Regions from separate parts of the Mus musculus genome. Here region 1 is linked to region 2. Evidence: chromatin loops called from intact Hi-C (ENCODE). Cell type or tissue: heart. All regions are shown on one strand. Each heading gives the region's core, and the rest is flanking DNA. Links, peaks and the distances in the headings are about the cores only. Region 1 has its middle 19 kb from the start of Esyt3. Region 2 holds the start of Mras (muscle and microspikes RAS).

Region 1 (11,518 bases), core at 1,216-9,215, 58 kb after region 2:
GGTTTGCTACCTCTGAGCCAAGCTCCCCATATCTATCTATTCAACCTATGTTGTATCTCATACCTGTGGGTGTCACCTCTTCGGAGGTCAATGACCCTTTCACAGGGGTTGCCAAAGACTATCAAGAAATACAGATATTTACACTATGATTCATAACAGTAGCAAAATCACAGTTGTGAGGTAGCAACAAAAATCATTGTATGGTTGGGGGTCACCACAATATGAGGCACTGTATTAAGAGTCACGGCATTGAGAACCGCTGCCTTAGAGGAAGGCTCAGCTGCAAACAGCTGTAAGAGTCTGACTAGCAACACCATACACTCAGAACTGTCCTCCGTAGGCACCGCGTGTGACCACCGATTATAGGTAGATTTTTGTTTGACGAGGCCTCCATGACTCTCTGATGCTTCCTAAAGTTTGAGAATCGCCAAGTCACCAAGTTTCCATCCTGCGGAGATACACAGCTGCAGAGATGTTTCATCTGCAAGGCAGCTGTGGTCCTATCAGAGGATGATACTCAGGTCATTCCTCTTTGCTTCCCGCATCTAATTAATAAGGGTTCCCCAACATCTGGAACCAAAGATCCCAGGAGAAAGGTTATTGATCGTCACTCCACAGAGTTGCAGGTGGGGTGGCTGACACCTTGAAATTCTATGCAAAATGACAGCTACCATGCCCTCTTCTGGGTTTGTGACAGTCACATTGTGGTAGCTTCTCACTGTGCCTGCCGCAGGTGCTGCTCCGTGTGGAGATGTAGCGGCCTCTCTAGCACATTCCTCTGATGCCAGGATCTTCTGCAGTTTCACAGCCACGGCTCTCACAGCCACGGAGAACAGGAAGAGGAAACGAAAGAAGCAAAGATCCAGCTACTCTAAAGAAGCGCTGACAAAATTGTTAACCAAGTAGACATGTCCCTGTGCTCCCTCCCACGACATCCTGCGGGAGGGAACAGGGTCAAGCTGCCTTTTTCCCAGTTCCCCCTACATGACCAAGTGTGTGACCCAAAGGACTCAACTACCTCCTTCCCCACTGTGGCAAACACCACTGTGATTTTATGTGAATGTGTGAGAGAGTGTGTGTGTGTGATTCTATGTGTGTGTATGTGAGTGTATGAGTATGTGTGTGTGTATGTGTGTATATGTATGTGTGATTGTTGTATACATGTGTAATTCTATGTATTATGTGAGTGTGTATGTGTGTGACTCTGTGTGTATGTGTACATGAGTGTGTGAGTGTATAAGTATGTGTGTGTGTATGTGAGTATGTATGTGTGTGAGTGTGTATGTGTATATATGTATGTGATTCTATGTATGTGTGTGTGTACATGAGTGTGTGAGTGTATGAGTATGTGTGTAAGTGTGTATGTGAGTGTGTATACGTGTGTGTATGTGGGTGTATATGTGTGTGAGTGTGTATGTGTGTGTAATTCTATGTTTGTATATGTGTGTGAGTGTATATGTGATTCTATGTGTGTGTGTGTGTGAGTGTGTATGTATGTGAGTGTGAATGTGTGTGTAATTCTATGTGTATACGTGAGTGTGTGTGAGTGTATGAGTATGTGTGTGAGTGTGTATATATGTGTGTGAGTGTGTATGTGTGTGTATATGTGTATTTGTGGTAGTGCTGAGAATTGAACCCAGGACCTGTTCATTCTAGGTAAGAATTCTACCAGTGACCTAGATTCCCAGGCCCACAGGCAACTCTTAATTTTCATTTAAGCAGGTCCCCTTCGAGGCTGGTCACATACGACAGTGATATTTCATTTGTCTATGTTTCTTGCATTTTCATGCCCTCAGGCCCAGAGAAGAAGCTGGTAGTACAGTGGTGATTTCTAATGTTTATAAACCAATACGGGCTGGTGAGATGGCTCAGTGGGTAAGAGCACTGACTGTTCTTCCGAAGGTCCTGAGTTCAAATCCTAGCAACCACATGGTGGCTCACAACCATCTGTAATGAGATCTGATGCCCTCTTCTGCTGTGTCTGAACACAGCTACAGTGTACTTACACATAATAATAAATAAGTCTTTTGGCCGGAGTGAGCAGAGGTCCTGAGTTCAATTCCGAGCAACCACATGATGGCTCACAATCAATCTGTACAGCTACCGTGTACTCATATACATAAAATAAATAAATCTAAAAATATAAAAAAAATAATTATAGATATCAGCCTTCATGCCTTAAAACCCAAACATCTCCATTCAAAGTGCTTTCTTTGTCCCTAGTCCCAGCTTGTAGCAGACCCAAGGTCACTGCAAATTTCAAATAACTTCCCAAGGTCATGGTGACCTCTGCATCCATTCCACAACCTGTCTTCTCAAGTTAACCCCTGTCTCAGTTTCTACAAAGAAAACTGACCCTCAAAACTACCCCTGAACTTTGCGGAAGACATATAGGCCCTAAGAGGGCCTCTCAAGTGACCTTTGCCGCCAGAACCTCTCCCATCTTAGTTCCTCCCCTCCCCCAACCCCCAACTCAATGCAGATGATTTTTAAAAGCCACATTCCACAATTTCTTCCTAAAGCCTGCAGTTTGCTTAGGCAGGGGATTTTAGGATGTTGGTTTGCCACTGGTCCAAGGGCAGGCCTTGGCCAACCATACCCGAGTGTTAAGAGTGAAAGTGTGCCGCCTGTTCTGGTAAACACCTTTAGTAACTATGAATTAGGTACAGGTCCTTAGGCCCTAGCAACTGTCCTCGTCCCCTGGGGTGGGGGTCGTTAGAACACAGGTTTAATTACTTATCAGTGTTAGTTTACTTTTTAAACAGGTTCCAGGTAATGGTATGCCACTTGTCTGATACCTCAGCAAATGCATAGGACACATTGAGAGTCCTAGCTTGCATGGCTGAGGACTTCCTGTAAGCCAGCCACTGTCCCGGTCTCTCACCCACCTCCGTTACTCATGACTGCCCTGTGGAGTAAGTGACACTGTGTTCTATAGAGAAAGAAACCGAGGCCAACAACGGGCAGAAATGGCAGCCTGCTCCTGCATCCAGTTCTGCTCCTGCAGCCTATGCTCTGTTCCCACCACCCTGCCACACTGAAGATGGAGCCAGCCCAGGCTGTCTCCCCACACCCATTCTCAATTTCACCCAGGTTTGAGGTTTTTTCAATGCGTGCCACACTCCCCCCCACCCCCATCCCAGTGACTCAGCACAGGATTGTGAGCTTCAGTGACAGTCTTTTTCCAGAGTCTGCACTAGGACATCACCCAGGGCAGCCCTTCCTCACCGTGGCCCTGGACCCCACCTCCAGTTCTGTCCCCCTCTTACTGCCCTTCCAACTGAGACTCTTCAGGCCAGTGGGCACAATGGGTGAGGTCCAGGGGCTGTAAGCTTGTTCTGGGCCTCAGGCATTCTGCCTAGAGAACCCCCCAGAGTCAGGAACCCTAGTGACTGTCATTGTTCTCTGGGGATGGGAGTAGTTAGAACATAGGCTTTAGGACTTGGCAGCTTTAATTTGCTTTTTAATAGATTCTGAGTAATAGTATACTGGGTCTTCTGAGAACCATGGATTAGCAAGTCCATGAGACACACGATGGGCTTTTGTTGTTTTTTTTGTTTGTTTTGTTTTGTTTTGTTTTGTTTTTGCCCCTAGTCAATCTCATGGCTTGTAGCAGACACCAGGTTGCTGCACATTTCAAATAGTTTCCCAAGACCACATGATCTCATGGTGACCTCTGCATCTGCCTCCTTTCTATAGCCTCACTACTCAAATGAACCCCTACCTCACTTTCCACAAAGAAAACCCACCCACATAACCACCTCTGAGCGTTGCTGAGGACTGGTAGGTCCTAAGATGGTGTCTCAGTTGACCTCTGCTCGGTCCTGTTCTTTTGCTCCAGCAAATGGAGCCCTGGATGCTAGGTGCTCTTATTTGTTAACAGAGCAGTTCCTCTCTCTCCTCTCAGCCCAGACTTTTGGTTCCCTCTCTGGTTCACAGCGTGTAGAGCAGCGTCCAGTGCACAGACTAGGTCCAGCTTGGCTGTGCTGCTGTCTGGTGATCTTAGCCAAGAGGTCCAACCTTCCCCATGTCTCAGCTTAATGTCAAACGTTAACTGAACTGATGTTAACAATATTTCTTCTTTCTTTTTTTAACAATACTTCTTAAAGCCTTAGACTATTATTAGATTTAAATGCTAGACTATTGTTAGGTTTGAATTTAGTATATGCTTTTGGAATGATGATTGACATACAGAAATTCTAAATGCCTGAGTCAGAACCCCGGGACCCAGGCAGCCTTTTGTTGCCCTCTGTTGTCTGGCTCCTGGCTCAGCTCTTCCCATCTCTCCTTGTCAATCAAAGTATATCAGAACCATATATGCCCGCCTACAACCTCAGGCGGGAGGGTCATGTGTCTGAGAGCAGCCTGCTATATAACACGTTGGGTTGGCATTTAGTCTAAGCTCTGCCCCACAGTTACCTGGACTCACTATAAAGGGGGCTGCTTGCCTCCTCCTCACTCTCTTGCTCTCCTGCCCTTGTTTCCTTAACCTCTTCCCCCTCTCTCCACATTCACCTCCCCTCCTCTCCACATGCTCATAGCTGGCCTCCTCTCTCTCTCTCTCTCTCTCTCTCTCTCTCTCTCTCTCAACTCCCCTCCTCATGCCCTGAATAAACCCTATTCTATACTGTATGGCTGGTCCTTCAGGGGGAACGGATGCCTCAGCATGGGCCCAAAGAGGAACCCCCTTCCCCCACACCATACTGCACCTCCTTACCAAACATATTCCTCTCTTCTTCTATCTTTTTACAAAACAGTCCAGGCCAGAGAGATGTCTCACTGGTGGAAGGTTCGCACTTCACAGGTATGAAGATGTAAAGCTGGATCGATGTAAGAAGTGGGGAGTGGAACTTACTACCTTCTGAGCCAATTTACCGTCATCTCGTCATCTCGGGAAGTTCAGCTGCAAGCTCCTTCAAAAGGGTTATCTCACCTGAGCGATCTACTACCTATTGTATGCAACTCTGCCTTAGTTGCTGGTGACCTCAGAGAAGCATTTGGGATATATAGGCACAGGAAGACCAAGGGGAAAGGGGCTCTAACTGGCTCCAGGAGCCTCTCTTCTCTGCTGGTAAAGTGACCAAGCCCGCTCAATCAACAAGTTCTCCAGCACAGTAGTGAGGATTAAAAAGAAAAAAAGACAGTTAGACAGCATTGTAGCATGACCCCAGTCAATCCTAAGACTGAAGGCAAATTTCATTTTCCCAATCCGCTTTTTATACCATTTTAATTACATGCAAGTATGAAGGGTGAACAGTACAATAGGGAACCAAAGAGACCATAGTCAAGGAACAAGCAAGACAATAAACACAAAGCCATGATCGCTCCAGTGAGGCTGTTTCTAAGGATGATCAAGATAGCAGAGCCTACTTCTCTGTTCTACCCTAAAACCAGATTCTTACTTCCCTGTCCTTGGCAATGTCAGATTCCTGCCTGAGCTTACTTCCTTGTCATGGCCAATGTCAGACTCCTGCCAAGTAAAGACTTTCCAAGTGTGGCCTATTGAAGGAAAACCCCGACGCCTTGGTAAGTAAGTGCTCACTTGTGCTCTGTAAGGAAGACCACCAGATGTACTGGTTTCCCAGAGTGAACTCTAATAGAACAGTACCTTGGTTTGTCTTTGGGACTTTAGGAGGAAGTACTTACTTAGATAGAGGCAGAGAGAGAGAGAGAGAGAGAGAGAGAGAGAGAGAGAGAGAGAGAGAATAGAGACCAACCATGAACACATGGAGAGAGAGGGGGGAAGGGAATGGGGAGAGATGGGGGAAGGGGCAAGAGGACAGCGGAGGCAGGAAGAAGACAAGAGTGAGAGAGAGGAGGGGGCAAACAGCCCCTTTTCATAGAGGGTCAGGCATACCTGGAGGTTGCCAGGTAACTGTGGGGCAGAGCTTAGACAAAATGCTAACAGTGGTGGTACACACTTTTTCGAGGCAGGGTTTCTCTGTGTAGCCCTGGCTATCCTAGAACTAGGTCTACAGACCAGGCTAGCCTCAAATTCACAGCGATCCACCTGCCTCTGCCTCCTGAGTGCTGGGATTAAAGGCACGCTCCACCATTGCCTGGGGGTGGTGCACACTTTTAATCCTAGTACTGGGGAAGCAGAGGTAGGTGGATCTCTGTGAGTACTAGACCAGGCTGGTCTTTGCAGTAAGTTCCAGGCAAGCCGGGGCTATACATAAGATCCTGTCTCAAAAAGTAAAATAAACAAAATAAAATAAGCCCAGTAAAATCTAGGTTTCAGCCTAAAATCTTCTACCCCCAAAATTCTATTCTCTCCTAGGAAATAGAAATGAGAGGTTGGTAAAGATGATCTTTGCATCTGTAAGCCAAAGTGTGTCAAGGTCCTAGGTGAATCACAGTTAGGGTATGGTTAAATAACAAAATACTACATCAGCATAACAAAGGCTGGTGCTGCCAGTGTGCCTATAGCCTTAAAAAAATCTTCATTTCCTGAAACCTCCCAGCTCTGGAGGTTACAACCTCTTTTGAAAGACCTGGGCACCCCTAGATGTCACAGGCCTGTTGGCGAAGATAGACTGGGGACTCTGACTCCATCACTTGCTAACCCCCTAGGTAGTATATGCTCACTACTATCTCTCTGTACTGATGACTTTATGGGCCAGGGGTCTTTTCCTCTGATGCTGGAATCATATGACTACTCACCGCTAGGGCTAATGTGGGGATCAAACGGCCTAATGCGTTCTAAGACCCTAGCAAAGTATCCTGACCACGTGCCGACGAAGCTTCTCCGCATGCAGTATTTGTTATTTCTACGATCACGATCATTATTAGTATCTCTACTTGACAGTCTTTCTGGCCGCTTAAGGAAGCCTGGCAAGCTGGGACAGTGCCTGTACTGACCACCAGAGGGCGCCATTGTAGAGCGAAAAAAAAACCCAAAATCCAAAAAACAAACAAACAAACCATGCCCTTTCTCCTTTCTGTGGGATTTCCTAACCTTCTAAACTTCAGGTACCAGAGAAATATACATTTTGAGTTCAAGTCCACCGTTTTCATGTGTCAAATGTTTGTCAAAACTCCAGACCAAATTCTCATCTAGACAACTGCTCGATCAGCCTTCTGGAGCTAAACTTAGCCACCCCAGGGTAGCCTGGCACTTCTGGACACTTTGTGCCTAATCAGCTTCAGTCCCTCACAGTTGACTTCATGTGCCTTCTGGAGACTTTTCATACAGTTCTACATTCTACATATGGAGAGAGCGTCTTCCTTGAATCCAGCCAGCTTCTTCAGTTAGAAAATCATCCACGGCCCGGTAGTGGTGGCGCACACCTAGCACTTGAGAGGCAGAGGCAGGCGGATTTCTCAGTTCGAGGCCAGCCTGGTCTACAGAGTGAGTTCCAGGACAGCCAAGAGTACACAGAGAAACCCTGTCTCGAAAAACCAAAATATATATATATATATATATATGTGTGTGTGTGTGTGTGTGTGTGTGTGTGTGTGTGAAAAACCCAATATATATATATATGTGTGTGTGTGTGTGTGTGTGTGTGTGTATAAAAGAAAGAAAGAAAGAAAGGAAGGAAGGAAGAAAGAAAATCATCCACAGCTCCAATTTCCCCTGACCTCCCGCTTTCCTGCACACTCTAAATCCACTATCCAAGAGTGTTTGGTGAGGGCCACTTCTGTGGATGGAGCTTCAGAGACAGCTTCCTAAGTCCATGTCTGGGTCAGTAGCCTTCGAAGTGTAGTCCTGGTACAAAGGGCACATTCTTGGGGACTTGTAAAACATGGACATTCTCCAGGCCCACTGCGTCTCAGTCTCTGGGGCGAGGCTGGAAGGCTAGGTGGGGAGAACTCGTGGGGTAGCATGGGGTCGTTGAGGATGTCCTGGCTTGCATACCTCCCCACTTTGGGAGCGGCAGGATCCCTCCCACAGACAGGTGAAGCTGCTCTTGTATTGCTTCAACCGTCCAACTTATATTCCAACCCCCCCTCCCATGTTGGTATGGAACACTGTTGTGGCTTTAGCCTTCATCCTTGATGAAAAGATGTCATGTTTTGTTATCGTTGCTTAGCGAAGAGCCCTGACTTATGACAGCCCACTATCAGATAATGTGATTCTGCTGTGATACTGTCTCCTTCAAGGCTGGTAGATGTTGCCCTGGGACCCAGAAGGGAGGGGAGAGAAGGCAGGCAGTATTTTCTTTGCCCTGTGAAGCCAGCCCTGTATAACAGCAAGCGAAAGGAGAAGGTGATGCTCTGGGAAGGAGAGGCGCAGACCTACTTCCTAGGAAGCTCACCATCAAATCTCCAGGTAGGCTCCTGCGGGAAGTGTGAAGGGTTCCACTCCCCACGCTCATCCCCAAGAAAGGTTTTACAGTGCTCAGAATTGTCCGTCAAATGCAGGCAGCACACGTACTAAGGGAGAAAGAGAGACCTAGTATCTGAGACTACGGCTCAATGGCCATCTGTTAATAAGACCGGAAGCTTCTGGAATACACTTTATTTTATTTTAGTTATGTCTGTGTGTGTGCCCATGTCCATATCAGTACTCATGTGTGCACGTCCATTCGGAGGCCAGAGGTTTTAGTGTCTTCCCCAATCATGCTTCCACTTTTTTTTTTTTTTTTTTTAAAGACAAGATCTTTCACTGAATCTAGAACTCTTCAGTCCAGCTACACTCGGCCAGCAAGTCTTGGGGAATCCTCCTGCCTCTGCCTCCCCAGCAGTAAGGTTCCGGTACAAGCTCCCACATCAGATATCTTACATCAGTGCTGGGGAATCCGAAGGGTGGTTCTTGTGCTTGCATGGCAAGAACTTCATCGACCAAGCTCTGCCCCCCAGCCTTTGATTCTTTTTTAAATTCAAATGCATGTGGATTAAACAGCAGCCCCCAATGGCTCACTTTCTTCTCGCCAAGATAGCATATGACAAAAACAAAACAAAACAAAACAAAACAAAACAAAAAAACGGGGAAGATTAATTTTGTTCACAGTTTCAAAGGTTTCAGGACGTGCTTGCCTGGCCCCATCTCTCTGGCCTGTAGCAAGGCAGCAATTCATGGCAGGGAGCATGTGCTGGAGGCTTGTCACCTCAGGGCAAACAGGAGGCAAAGGAGAGAAGGGTGCAGGGTAAGATACAGCCCCAAAGGACTTTCCCTCCAGCCAGTCAGCCTCCTCCTCCTCCTCTTCCTCTTCCTCCTCTGCCTCCTCCTCCTCCTCAACTGCCTAGATCCTCCCAACATAGCACACCATTCCAGAACCAAGTGTTCAACCCATCAGCCTATGGAGGATATTTTATAGGCAAACCATAACAGGCCCCAAACAGATATGTCTACACCCCAAGCTCTAGTAAATGCAACCTTATTTGGAAATAGGTCTTTGTAGAAGTGGTGAAGGATCTCATGGGTTTGTCTGAATTTCAAGGAGTCCAATGACTGGTGACCTTATGTGACATAGGAGAGGAAATTGGAGACCAAGGGTAGAGGGGTTTGTAAAGACAGGCAGATGTTGCAGTATCTACATGCCAAACATGTATCTACATTCCATGGAACCCCAAGGAGTTCTAGAGTGATTAGAAGCTAAGAAAGAGGTGGGGCCATACTGGAGCCTCAGAAGGGACTAGTCCTGGGGCTGGAGAGATGGATTGCTCAGTGGTTAGTGCTTGCTGCTCTCCCAGAGGACCTGATTTTGGTTTGAAGCATTCACATCATCTGGCTTACAACTCTGTAACTCCCCAGTTCCAGGGTTCCTGTGTCCTCTGCTAGTCTCCTTGGGCATATACAAACGCGACACATACTCACATGAGTATTCATATGTACATGCAAGTAATGATAACATCAAATTGTTTAAAGAAGAAAAGAAAAGAAAAAATTGTCCTCTCAACACCGGACTTTGCATTTCTGGGCTTGACAACTATGGGGGAAGTTAACAGTCGCTGCCTTCAGCCTCTCAGCTGAACTGCAGGATATGATCTAGGAAGCAGATGCTGATAACAGCACTGTGGGCTGCTCAGAATTTTTTTTACTATGATATCTAGATAAAAGATAGACAGACCAGAGATCCTTGACATTCCGATAGATAGATAAAAGAGAGAGAGAGAGAGTAGAGATGAGCTGAGGCTTCCATGTCTTCAGTGGTGTTGGAGACGGTTACAGCCATGCAGCGGAGCTACGCCACATGTTGACATGAGAGAACAAAGCTGAGAGAATATGAAATCTCCAGAGACACAGAAGTCGGCATGATGGGTGGTCAGCCCTGGAGAGCTTACACAGATGATGGTCATAAAATCAAGATCAACTTCCAAACAACTCCCGCCTCCAGAAGGGTGTGACTGAATCCTTTACATCACGATGGCATCAACAAGAAGGTCATGTATTTGTCCTGTTTCTAGTTAACAGAAGAGAATGTCAAGTTACCTTCTGCTTGTATTAGTCCTGCTATGAAAGCCTTCTTGGTTTCCTGATAGGCTTGCTTTGTCCTCAATGATAAGGAAGTTCCTAGAGGTCTCCTTAAGATTCTCTTTATGAATTCCAGCAACAGGGCTCAGTAGATGAAGTTGCGTGTGCTACAGCCTAAGACCCTGAGTTTGGTCCCCAGAATCCACAATGGAAGAACAGACCTGATTCCCAAACACTGTCCTCTGATCTCTGCACGCGCATTGCAGCATGCGCCTGCCTCCCCACATCGTGCACCCACACAACAATAATAAGTAAAACAGCTCTGAAAAGTCCCACTTGTTAACGATTAATAGCATGGGCTGGTCAAGTTTTTCATCCACGTAGCTTGGTGTTTAAGCATAGTCAAGTATCTGTATTGACTCTGACAGTTTGACAAACCCAAAACCTACTCAATGAGTGTGGGGCAACGGGCTATGCACAGACAGCCTGGTTTCCAGTTGAGGAGGCTAGATCTTGAACCCCGGGAGAACCTGATGGGTGGTAATTTCCACCTACATGGGATGGCAGGCCTTTGACCATGTCTTCTGGACCCCTGGCTCCTGTTGAAGTTACCACCTCCACAGCCCACACCGGAGAGGCATGGCTATCAGCCACCTAGGAACAATGCCAAGCCTTCCCACATGCAAATAAAGTTTTCCCCAAACTCTCAGTCCAAGCCAATGAGAGGTACCTGCTGTCAGACCCTGAATCACCCCCAGAAATGTATATAAATCCATCCAGGGAATTAAAGGTATGTGAGAACTATTCCTTCATCTGAGTCTTTTGTTCCAAGAGCTGTACATAACACTTGGGAAGAGATCTTCTCTCCCGAAGAGCCACCGAGGTCCCACCGCACTCCTCACTGGATTGTCAGCTTTTTGTTGGCCCAAAGGGACCGGACTCAGTTCAGAGTATCTCGGCTCAGAGTTACCAAGCAACCTGGAAAGCGTGGCAGAGACTTCGTCTTCTAAACTGCACTAGCTTCTCTTTGCTAGAACCTTCCTACCTGACCTGAACAAAGATCTCTGTGGAAAACCTCTGGTACCCAGGCCCACAAATGAGTTCTAGTTCAATATGAGCACTAGCATATGTTTCCATAGATTGTTTTCAGGGAAAACC
Region 2 (11,518 bases), core at 1,656-9,655:
GCATATGCACTATGTGTACATGCACTGTGTATGCACACCCACTGTGTGTACACATGCACTGTGTGTGCACACGTACTGTATATGCTCATGCACGGCAGAGGCCCAGTAGCACTGAGTCATCTGGCTGACAGTTTTGGAGTTTGTTTTATTTTGTTCATTGCTTTTATCAATTATCTTTCCTTTTTCAGTGGTTTAACTATAATAGACATGCATGTGAAGTTTTTGTGTTGGAAAATAAATCTAAAATATTTGCATTAGCTTACAAAAATAGATTTTCATCTTGGCATTTTTCCCACATCCTCCTTTGGGCCCTTCTACCCCCCATCTATCTGCTTTCATGGACAGCTTTTTGCCCCCACCACCACCACCACCACTTTACCAACACCTCTCACTCCCCGTCCTGGACTCCTATCTAGTTTCCCAGTCTGTACCAACTTGTATAACCTCCCACTTACACACATTAAATACATAAGAGTTAGTATCTGCATATAAAAGATTTTTTTTCCTTTTTGAGACTAGGGCCCATCACTTAATATAATACTTTCCAGATCCATTTATTTCCCTGTGAGTTTCAATATTCTTAACAGCTGAATACAATTCCATTGTGCACACATGTCAGGTTTTCATTATCCATTCATCTGTGGATAGGCGTCTAGGCTGTGTCCATTTCCTCCCCATGGTGGATAGACCATCTATAAACATGGATGAGCAAGTATCTCTGTGTAGTACACAGAGTCCTTTGGGAATGTGCCCAGGCGTGGTATAGCCGTGCCATATGGGAATTCTATTTTTAACTTTTGGAGAAGCTTCCACACTGATTTCCATAGTGGCTGCGCTGTATGCACGCCCAGCAGCAGTGGGTAAGGGGCCCTGCCCAGCAGCAGTGGGTAAGGGGCCCTGCCCAGCAGCAGTGGGTAAGGGGCCCTGCCCAGCAGCAGTGGGTAAGGGGCCCTGCCCAGCAGCAGTGGGTAAGGGGCCCTGCCCAGCAGCAGTGGGTAAGGGGCCCTGCCCAGCAGCAGTGGGTAAGGGGCCCTGCCCAGCAGCAGTGGGTAAGGGGCCCTGCCCAGCAGCAGTGGGTAAGGGGCCCTGCCCAGCAGCAGTGGGTAAGGGGCCCTGCCCAGCAGCAGTGGGTAAGGGGCCCCTTTCCCCACATCTCAACAGCACTTGTGTTCCATGCTGGCAATTCTCATCGCAAGCCATTCTGACTCCGGTGAGATGTTGTCTCGGGTAGTTTTGGTTATGGTTGTGATTTTGTTTGCACTTATGGTTTGGGGGTGACAAGCTCCTCAAATCTGTATATTTGATCATTCACAAACTGTAGAAAATCCTGTCCCTGTAGCTCTTTGCCAACAGAATTCTCTGTCATTCCTTCCCTGCCCCTCCCTCCAGGATCCTGGTGCTATGATTGTTAGATATTTGAGTGTGTCCTGTGTAACCTCTGGGCTGTGATCACTTGGGCTTCTTTTTCTCTCTCTGTGCTTTAGTTTCCATGTCATCCTCAGATTGCATCAAGCCTCTACACAACTGTGCTCAGTCTCCCATTAAACTGACCTAATGCAACCTTGATTTTAGTTACAATTTTTAATTTTTATATATTTTGAACCCTTTTGTATATTTCACTTTCCTCCGTGTATTAATCATCCGTGTGGATAGTTAGAGTCGTTGTTGCATGGCACAGTGTGCTTGCAGATTTCCATGGGCAGATGTGATCGCTGCCCAGATTGTAGTACATGTCTGACACTGTTTCTCACTTGGTTCTCTCTTGTCCTCCTGTCTCAGCCAGACCTACTGCCCCAACTGCTAACACACTATCAGCTAGTTTTATTATTTAAGATTTTATTTTATGTTAACTTCATGTGCTTGGTAGGGTATACATATATATTATATGTTATATTACACATTACACATTATATATACATATATACACACACACCTGTATACACACACACATATACATATACACATACACATATACATACACACACACACACACACACACACACACACACACACACACACACATATATATGGAAGCCAAAAGAGGATGTCAGATTCCCTAGAGTTATAGGTGGTTGTTAGGTGGATGTGCGTGCAGGGGATTGAATTTGGTTCCTCTGTGGGCTAAGTGGGATTGTACCTGAAACCTCCTCACATCTAGAGGAAGGCTGGTTAAGTGCTGTGATCCCCTCCCCCGGAGGTCCATACAGCCATCATTATCTCCAGCAGCTGGCACATCATGTGTGAGTGCTCAGAAGCTCAGAGCTTCTTTTATCCACAGAGACCTAAGCCTGGAGCCTAGAGAAAGATGAGCTATAAGGACTTGGATGGTTTCCGAATCCTGAAGGCTCTACCCACTCCCAGTTTCTCACTCACTGAACCCTTAGCTCTGGCCTGTTCTAATCCATTGTTCAGCAATCCCTGGGGCCAGTGGTACAGCACACCTGCTTTGTCACTAACTGGGAGGTCTCATTGTGTATTAGCCTAGCAGCTCTGACCTTTATTCTATTCTAGGAATTGGTTCTTGTCCCACTCTCGGGCCTTGGACCTCAATGCATGAAATCTGGTCTGTGTTCTTTCTGGGTCCTCAGCCAGAAGTCTCTGGTGTGCCATGCTTCCGACACACCTGATCAAGCATGCAGATCTGCTACTTGGAAAGGCGTCAGCTCATTCATACCTCAGTATACAAGCTCTGTCTCCTGCCTCTTAGCCCGGCCGGTGGGTTTAGTTTCACACCCACACACCCACACACCCACACACCATCGTCTGACCTGGCTCGGTCATCAGCTCTCACTTGTTCCCTTTGCACCGTGGGCTAGGTGCTCGTCTCTGCGCTCCCACACAGTCCTCTCTCCCTGACACCCTTTCCTCCGTGATTGGGAGGTATATCCGTGGATGCTCCGTCAGTCCCCTACCCCATCCCCAGTGAACTGGGAGAACTTGCTTTTGCTGCTCAGTCGTCCTGCTTTTAAAAGACTGTTCACCACAGCTTTATTTCAGGGCTCAAGGGATGGGGTAGGCAGGCGTGGGGTGGGTTGTGGGGTGGGGTAGGGTGGCGTGGGGTGGGGGGACAGCCTAAATGAGATATCCATCCCGAGCAATGGCCTGAAAGCTCAGGAATTTAATGATGAAGCCCAGACGTGAGAAGGATTTCTGTATGGAAACAGGGTAGCTATAGCTACACTCTTATGAAATGCCCTCTGCCCACCTTCCCTGAGGTCTGTGGTAAACAAAAATGAGAGAAAAAGACAGTGCCAGGGCAGGATCCAGACAGCCAAGGTGGAGGGACTTCTGATCTTCAAGGCCCCTCTCCTTACTCCGTTCACTCCCTACAGCCAGTGAAAGACGCCTTCAGTAGCATATAGTATGTTCTCTGCCCTGGGACTCTTGAAAGCCACCTGGGCTTTGATAACGCTAGATAGGAGTCTGGCCTCTCCTTAAACGGGTGGTGGCTAGAAGGCCAATGGCAAACAGCCTTAGGCAGAATCTCAGGTTTGCAAGATACAGAGCTTTGAAGTTCCCTGAGGCCAGGGGTGTGGAGAAGCACTCAAAATAGCAGGCAGTCCCGTATAAGTAAAGCTACAAGTAAAGCTAGGTCCAAGACTTCAAGGCTCATTTGCAAAAGAATGTCCTCAAAAATGATAGAGAGAGAGAGAGAGAGAGAGAGAGAGAGAGAGAAGCTTTGAGATGTAGAACAAAAGGCCACTTCACTCCCAACTAGGGAAGCAATTATCTGAAAGACACACAATTACAAGTGTTGGCAAGAACAAGAATGGAAACAAAGGCTGTGTCTAAAGTCTTGGCCTCCCTACCTGGGAAGGGAGGCAGAAGTTGAGGTCCCCTAGGCTTGTAGCTCTACCTACTCAGCCGTTCAAGGCCAATGAGACTCCTCAAAAGAAACAACAACAACAACCACACCCCAACCAAAGATCAAAATAAAGCAAAATGGTGACAGGCACCCGAAAGGTAACACCCACTGTTGTCCTGTCCTCACAACTGTACGCATGCACAGGTGCATGCTTATGTCCCCGCACACACGTGAGTGGTGCCAGTGTAACATGCTATGGCTGCGTTGGAAACAGATATATGCCCCCGAAAGAGTTCCCCAGTCAACCCGGCAATTCCGCTGGAGGTGTATGTATCCAAGAGGAATCACAGTATTTACATAAAGACTTTTAACACTAGCACTTTATTCACACCGAGAGAAAGGGGGAAAGTAGGTAAGCATCGACTGAGGAAAGGCTAAACAAATGCTTCCTATACACACAGTGGGAGATGAGTCTGGCCGAGGTGTGGCTACGCGGAACCACGTGCATCCAGTCTGCACACACCGTGGAAGAAGCCAGTCACAGAGACCACATGTTGTATGACTCCATTTATATAGAATGTTCTGAATAGGCAAATCCACCGAGGCTGAAATGCAGATTAGAGGGTTCCAGAGCCTGGGAGGGGGGAAGAATGGGGAGAGGTTACCCACAGAGGTTTTTTCTTTTAATTTATTGGGGAAAGGAGTAGTGACCCGAATGTTCTGGAATTAGATAAATAACTATGGTCGCACAACTTTGTTATACCAAAACCCCACTGAAACGTACGCCTTTAAAAGCATATACTCAGCGTTATGTGATCATATCTCAAGTCTTGTAAAAGGGAAAGCCGGGGATAGGGAGTAGGGAATGACTCCAACCCAATGGAAGAGCTAAATGGTGTGCGAACGTCGCCGCCGCCTCCTATCCAGGTCGCTGGCTAATTCTCAAGAACTTTGAGGCCTGAATCTGGCACCTAGCTAAAGCAAGCAGCAGGCCCTCGGAATCTTGGGGTCCTCGGGACGTGGTTGAAGCGACGGGACTCTTCTAAGGACTGGGGAGGCGTCCGCAGGTCCCGAAGTTGGCAGCCCGAAGAGTTAAAGATTGAACCTACAGCTCTTTTAAAGCCGCCCGGGGCCAATTCCCCTTAGGTGTCCTAGGCTTATCGGCGGCTCACAGACTGCAGATCCGTGTGGTGAGTGAGTGGAGGCGAGGGGACCCTTGCCCGGTGCCAGCTGTCCCAATGCCCACAGTGGTGCCGTTTGGGGGTCGTCGCAGCCACTCGGAAGGCTCCCGAGGCGCGGGGTGCGCGGTCGCTTTAAGGCGTCAGCGGGGCGGGGACGGCGGCGGCCGGGCTGGCTGGCGCGGAGCCGTCAGTCGGCGGCGCGGGGCCCGGCGGGCGCGGCGCTCCCTCCTCCCGGTGCGAGCGAGGAGGCGGTGGCCCAGGGCGGGAGCCCAGCCCCGGCGGGAGCGCGCGGCGAGCCGCCCGGCAACCCTGAGGGGAGGAGGCCGCCGGGCGCTTTGTTCCGTTCCGGGGCTGGAGGTGTGGCCGGTTCCGCGTTCGCCGGGCTGCGCTGCGCTGCACCCGGCTGCACCCGGGCAGCGGGCTCCGGCTGTGCGTGGCCTCTGCCCCCTACCACCGGCTCTGGCTTAACGGTGTGCAGCGGAGAAGTCGCTCACCACTCCGACCCAAGTGGGAAGGGCCTAGCCGCCGCTTAGACAGACTCCTTTGATTGTAGTCATCCTGGGGTTCCTCGGCTGCCCGGGTAAGGACTCGGCAGGGAGGTGGGCGGCGGGGTCGGGTAGGGGCTCTCCTGGCTTAAAATGGCGTAAATCAGGTTAAAGATCTACGGAGAGGTGGTACATTCATGTGGATAATACAAAACCGCTTTCTTCATAAACAACTCTTCACTGCGTCCTGGGTTCGGGTTGCTGGGCTGGCTCTCTGGTCACCACTGGGGCCTGCGCTCGTTAAACTGATGCGGCCCGGTGCCCATCATGTGTCAGGCTCCATGCCAAATCCTGTTCTGCTTGGAAAGCAGGGCACAAACTGAATGACAGTCTAGTGTGGTCAGTGGGAGAGCTCAAGTGCCCCTACGCCAGGGTTAGGTCAGAGAGACGACTGTTCAGAAGAGCAGAGTGGGCCCTTGACATTACGGTAGAACCCCCTGCAAAGCTGAGGTGCCTTGGGGACGGAGTGCAGTCTGGAGAATAGGACAAAGACCGTGTCACCTGAACTCTGACCTGAGCGCTGGGGCAGCTCCTGATGGTGGGGAACCTTCTTGGGCTACAATGGTGTTTTTGATTCTCTGGACCAAATTATAGAGACTGACTGATGACGCTCAAAACTGTGGCCTCCAGAGGTCTGGCTGGCCGAGGAGTGAGCGGAGAATGCTTAAAGCAAAGCTTACAAAGCCCTGGTACTTGATGGGAATTTGCCTATCTTCAGACAGGACGCCTCCAGAAAGATGGGAGAAGTGGGACGTTAACCTACCCAGGACTGTGCCTATGCCTGTGCTTTTGACCCCGTGTCTGTTCTGGCCTGTTGTGAGTGAGGCTCTAAGATGCTGACGTTTAAGGCTTGTGCAGCCTGCACTGTACATTCCTAGTGTACCAGTCCGCACGTCCTGCAGTGGTGGGTTGAAGTGTGGGGTGGCAGCTATGTATATTAACAACTGACGCATGTAAGGGCTCAGCTGTGAACAAAGCACTTTCACTGAAGCAGTTCGTAGACTTTCTCCTGCCCCTTTTCCCAGAGAAGAAATCTGAGCTGCTAACATTCCGTAAACCTTCTTATTTCCTGTAAATTGCATGTCCCTGCTGACTGGGGCTGAAAATGTTTCAGGCCGTGGTGTTTCTTCGGGGATGTGTGTGTGTGTGTGTGTGTGTGTGTGTGTGTGTGTGTGTGTGTGTGCTCATAGTACCCTGCAGGCAGTTAGCCTCGCCGACTGCGTTTCATGGCATGGTTTGGCCTTTCTCTGGCCCGGTGGGAGGTGTGGGGGCTCTGTTGCAGTGGGTTTCAAGGTTGGTCTCTTTGTAGTGGGAGGTTAAGCAAGTCCAATGTTCTGGTGGAAACTGCCACCCCCAGATGTGACCTTGACATTTCCTTATGGAGAGGAAAGGCCCTCTGGGGAGGCAGGTGACTGACTACCCTCTAGAGCAGTGGGCCTTGCTCCTGTCTAAAGCAATTTCCATAGCCGTGGCTGGCCTGCAACCTACTGTGTTCTCTGGTCTGCCACTCACAGAGATCTTCTGACCTCTGCCTCCTGAGTGCTGGGATTAAAGATACATACCACTCGCCTTGGCTGCATTTATAAGATTTGGGGGAGGTGAGTGACAAATGGAACTTTTATTACTAGTTTTAGGCCCAGATGTTTCATACTGTTTGTATACAGTGACAAGTCACTTCCCCCCTGAGGTTGGTCCCTGAGCTCCAGGGATCATCATCCAGAACCAGGGAGGATATTAATGAATTGAGTCCTTTAAGTGACAGGTCCTAACATCATGTGTTTACCAGTCTCCTGGATCGACTCAGTTCTCAGGAAATTGTGATCTCTATCCTGTATTGGACACATGTTGTTGTTGTAATCTTGTCTACCACTGAGAGGCCCCAGTCAGTGCACCTCCCTGGAAGGACCTGAAAACATACTGCTCCTGGGTATTGTGTTGTTTGTGCAAGCCGGGCTAAGTGGGAACTGGGTTCTTGTGCAAAGCTGTAATGCTCACTAGTATCTAGAGGGTCTGAGTGCAGGCATAAGCCGGCTATGAGCTATCAGCACCTTTCTAGAGAGATGGGGAAAATGGAGGAGTTGGCTATGAGCATCTTGCAATCTGGAGCACCTACCAGGTGCCCATGATACAGATGCTGAGCTGAGCGCTTTGTCAATAGACTCTGAAGCCTTACCCTTAGAATTTAATATGATGCTTCCAGGCCGGCCCTGTGGTCCAAATCTGCAGGGATGCAAGTAACAAAACACAAATAACAATAGGCTAGACGCGGCTCAGATCTCCCAAAGACACTCTCGGCTCTTGGAGATCATTGTACCCTTCCAGCTACTTATTGTGTGGGGTAGACGGTCAAGAAGGATGAGGCTTGGAGTTTAGACTCATGATTTGCATGACCTCGAGAAGCTACTCTTTATGTGTACGAGAAGTTAGTAGAGAACATTGTTTGATGTGCAGAGTTGAGCGTGCATGTTGGTAATTTCTCTTGTCACTGTGGCGGGAGGCCTGGAAAAAGAGACTTAAGGAAGAGCTCATGATGACCAACAGTTTGAGAGTACAGCCCCTCCTGACAGAGAAGGCATAGTGATGAGACAGATGGCTGGTCATGCTGCACCCATAGATAGAGAGTAGGAGAGATGAGTGCTGGCTTTGACTTGCTTCCTGTTTATTTAGTTCAGAGGTACCAGCCCGTTGGTGATGCTTGTATTCCCTCCTGCATTAAACATCTCTAGAAACACCTTCACAGACGTGCCCGGGAGTTAGATTCTTAGATGATTTTAAATTTTGTCAAGCAAAGACAAGATTAGCAGTCATAGCATATGACTGGGGGCAGTTACAAATCTCTGAAAATGAGCCACGGGTTGGCCATCCCTGGTCTAATGCCCGTTGTTCCAGAAATGGTTTTTGGAGACTTGTTGTGTAGCTCTTTGTCACAGCTGGGCACTTTTCATCTTTAGAGCATCCTGAAGGGACAGAGACAGAATCCAGAATCTACAGTGACTGGGATACTGTCTTCCCTGGGAGCGTCTGAGACAGGAGCTGTGTTGTTGATGCAAAGCCAAGGGCCAGGCTGGAGTCCATACTAGCTGCTATGCAGCCCATAGTGGAGGTCCTTGACAATGTCCCCTCACTGGCTCTGCTTGGCCTGTCTTCCAAACCTCCATACTCCTCCTTTGTAGCGGCTTGTGTGGTCCAAGATAGTTTTCTCTAGGCTGTTCTTTCATGGGAGTCATGAAACAACCCTGTGAATTTAGCCTGTTCTTTTTCTTTAATATGCCCGGCAGCTTCGTTAGATGGACTTGGGGATGGCCAGATGGCCAAATGAAAGTCTGGGTCTCCCCAGCTGCTAAGGTGAGAGAGTGAGTCTCAGAAGGGACTGGAGAGCCCTTCTGCCTGGAGAGCCTGGCATCAGGCTACCTCCCAATGGATGAAAGCCATGATTTATATTTTGATTGTTCTGTTAGTGAGATTTTGGAGACCACCAAGAATGGAACTGATTCTGTAGCAAGGAGTGGTGGGCTATAATGAGCAGCTAGGAAGCTCTAAGCTCAGTCCCGGTCCTCTGAGATCTTGCGCCGTGCAGGCCTAGGCTCTGTCTGTGGCTTTTCTGCCCAGGGTTGTCATGGGGATTAGATGAAATACACAGATGAAGTATGCTGGGAGACCAGAAAGGCCAGGAGAAAAAGAGCAGAATCAGTGTTGTGGTTATCTCAGATAACAGAATCGTGACCCAGCAGGCCCCTCCAGCACATTTAATGTAGAGTCACACTCACACTCAGCAGAACAGTTCCTCATCATAATGGGAGAGTTCATTTACAGTGTGGCCCAGACAGATCTCCCATTTGAATAGTTAGGAGTTGTTACCATGCTTTACAAAAAAAAAAAAACAAAAAAAAAAACAAAAAAACAAAAAAAGAAAGAAAGAAAGAAAGAAACCAACATGCATGGTATCAGACTTGTTTATTTAAATGGCTATCTTGCTCAGATTAATGTTCCAGAAAAAATTAGAGACAGGTGTGGTAATGGAAGCCTGTAATCCCAGCACACGAGGTAGAAACAGAAAAAGCGGGCGTTGGCACAGTTATCCTAAGCTATACAGCAGATCTGAGGTCAGCTTTGGGCTACATGAGATTGACTCAGAGACTACAAAGAGGGCCAGTGGGAGGGCTCAGTAGGTAAAGGCGCTTGCTGCCAAGCTTGTTGGCCTGAGTTCAATCTCTGGGACCTGCAAGGTAAAAGTCACTCCTACAAATTGTCCTCTGCACCTACTCATAAACGAGCATGTAGATGAACAAATAAAATTTGATCAGAACGGAAAGGAAGGAAAAAAATTTTATTAGGGAAATAAAAGTCTAATTTTAAGGTTAAGATTATGAGTGGACAGATACGGCCTGAGTGTGAAGTTGCCTCCTGGGTAAAGGCTAGGAAGCACTCCACAGAGGAGTCCTTCATCTGTGATGACTTTTGCTTCAGCCTTGTAGAGACCGGGCACCTACTGCCCTTCAGGTTGGTCTGCTCCTCTGGGGAGTTTGCTAGTTGTTTCAAAGGTCTTTCCTTCCATCTCTTACCCTGCCCCACACAGACTGCTCAGTTATGTGTTTTATGGGATGAACAGGTTTTTCTTTCTTCGGCTTCTCCTCAGTGGCTTGGTTTAAAGACATCCTATCTGTATGTCTATCTATATATCCACCTACTGATCCATCTGTCCATCCATCTGTCTTTTTATCCATCCATCTGTCTGACTGTCATCCACCTGCCCACTCATCTACCTACCCATCTTCCCTTCAGCGACGACCTATGGACTTGCCCCGTTCAGTATATTCACTCTATATTCACCATCTCGGTGGTGGCACTCGGTCATGACAGTGTCGCTGGATCCTGTTAGCCTTCTGTGGTTGTGGAAACCAGGATCCAGAAAGGCTAAGCAGGTCTCCATCGTCATGAGCTTAGAGATGCAGGGCCAGGGAGGAGTCTGAGCATGCTCTATTTCAAGCTTATGATACTTATGCAGCATCTGCTGTTCCCTGAACTGGAGGACCGAACAACACACTCCCGCTTTGCTGGTGCTGTGAGGTCCGATTCTACATAATCAATGCCATGGGGCAAGGGCCTGTAGGGAGAGAGGTGGGGTACTTTTTTCATGAAAACACCGTAGGCAGCAGAAACTAGAGAGGTGAACCTGTGGCTGATTCATAAAGGGCAGGGAGGACTGACTGTCAGGAACCTTGGCTCCATTACTCAGCTGCCAATGAGCCCCTAAGCCACGTGCTCACTTTATTTGTTTTTAATTTTGAAAAAGAAAAATATAAAGGCTAATGCAATGAACACTCCTAAACCATGACTCAGAATGAACGGGTATGACTATTTTATCTGCACATGGTAGCACCGGACTTAAAGGGCCTGGTCATGTGACCTGGTGAGTTTGGGCCCAGCACGAGACTGTTGAAGGCTGAGGCTAGTTTCCACGTGTTAAACTTCTTTGTCTTCATGCCCAGGTAACCCACTGAAAAAGCTAGTGAGTCCCCCACTGAGGTGCTGATAGACACTGGGAAATAAGGCAAGTGTGCCTCGCTGGGCTTTGACTTTTCTCAAAGGTCTTTTTCAAGCCTGTCCATCTGTCTTCACTAACCACCTGCCTTGATCACTGGGTTTCGGAGCCTAATTCAGTCACCGGTGTTCTGAACGTCTGTAATTTAAATAGAGACTGGAACAGGAGGTTGGAAAAGACAGAACTATGATTGTTTTTTAAGAATCTGATGATTCGTGAAGTTCGTCTGAAGCAATCATTGTCAATGTCCATGTTATATTCTGAACTATAGGAGTAAGCTGGGCATGGTGGTACGTGCTTCTCATCCTGTCACTTCGGAGGTCAAGGCAGGAGGATCTGGGGTTCAAGGTCATTCCAGTTACGTAGTGAGTTCAAGGCCAGCCCGGAGTACGAAAATTCCTGTCTCAAAACAAAAGTATAGGGCAGGTGTAGTGGCTTATACCTT

What was found. Peaks named below come from ENCODE experiments on the same cell type or tissue, not always from the same donor. Only the 100,000 strongest peaks of a DNase experiment are listed, where the experiment ranks them.
Region 1: a loop joins it to region 2, with 2.5 times the contacts of the local background. A loop is called at or near these places in 11 of 42 quality-filtered maps.

The regions. Positions count from the first base shown.
Region 1 is chr9:99,372,111-99,383,628 of GRCm38, reverse strand. No RefSeq gene overlaps it. Among named protein-coding and RNA genes, the nearest start is that of Esyt3, 19 kb to the right of the region's middle. In heart, for the core only: no CTCF peak of the experiment used is centred there; no DNase peak of the experiment used is centred there; H3K27me3 peaks cover 320 bases.
Region 2 is chr9:99,430,358-99,441,875 of GRCm38, reverse strand. It overlaps Mras (muscle and microspikes RAS), which reads left to right and starts at 5,164. Exons shown (of 6, transcript NM_008624.3): 1 at 5,164-5,566. In heart, for the core only: no CTCF peak of the experiment used is centred there; DNase peaks (open chromatin) are centred at 5,205 and 5,855; H3K4me3 peaks cover 2,593 bases; H3K27ac peaks cover 1,212 bases; H3K27me3 peaks cover 2,447 bases.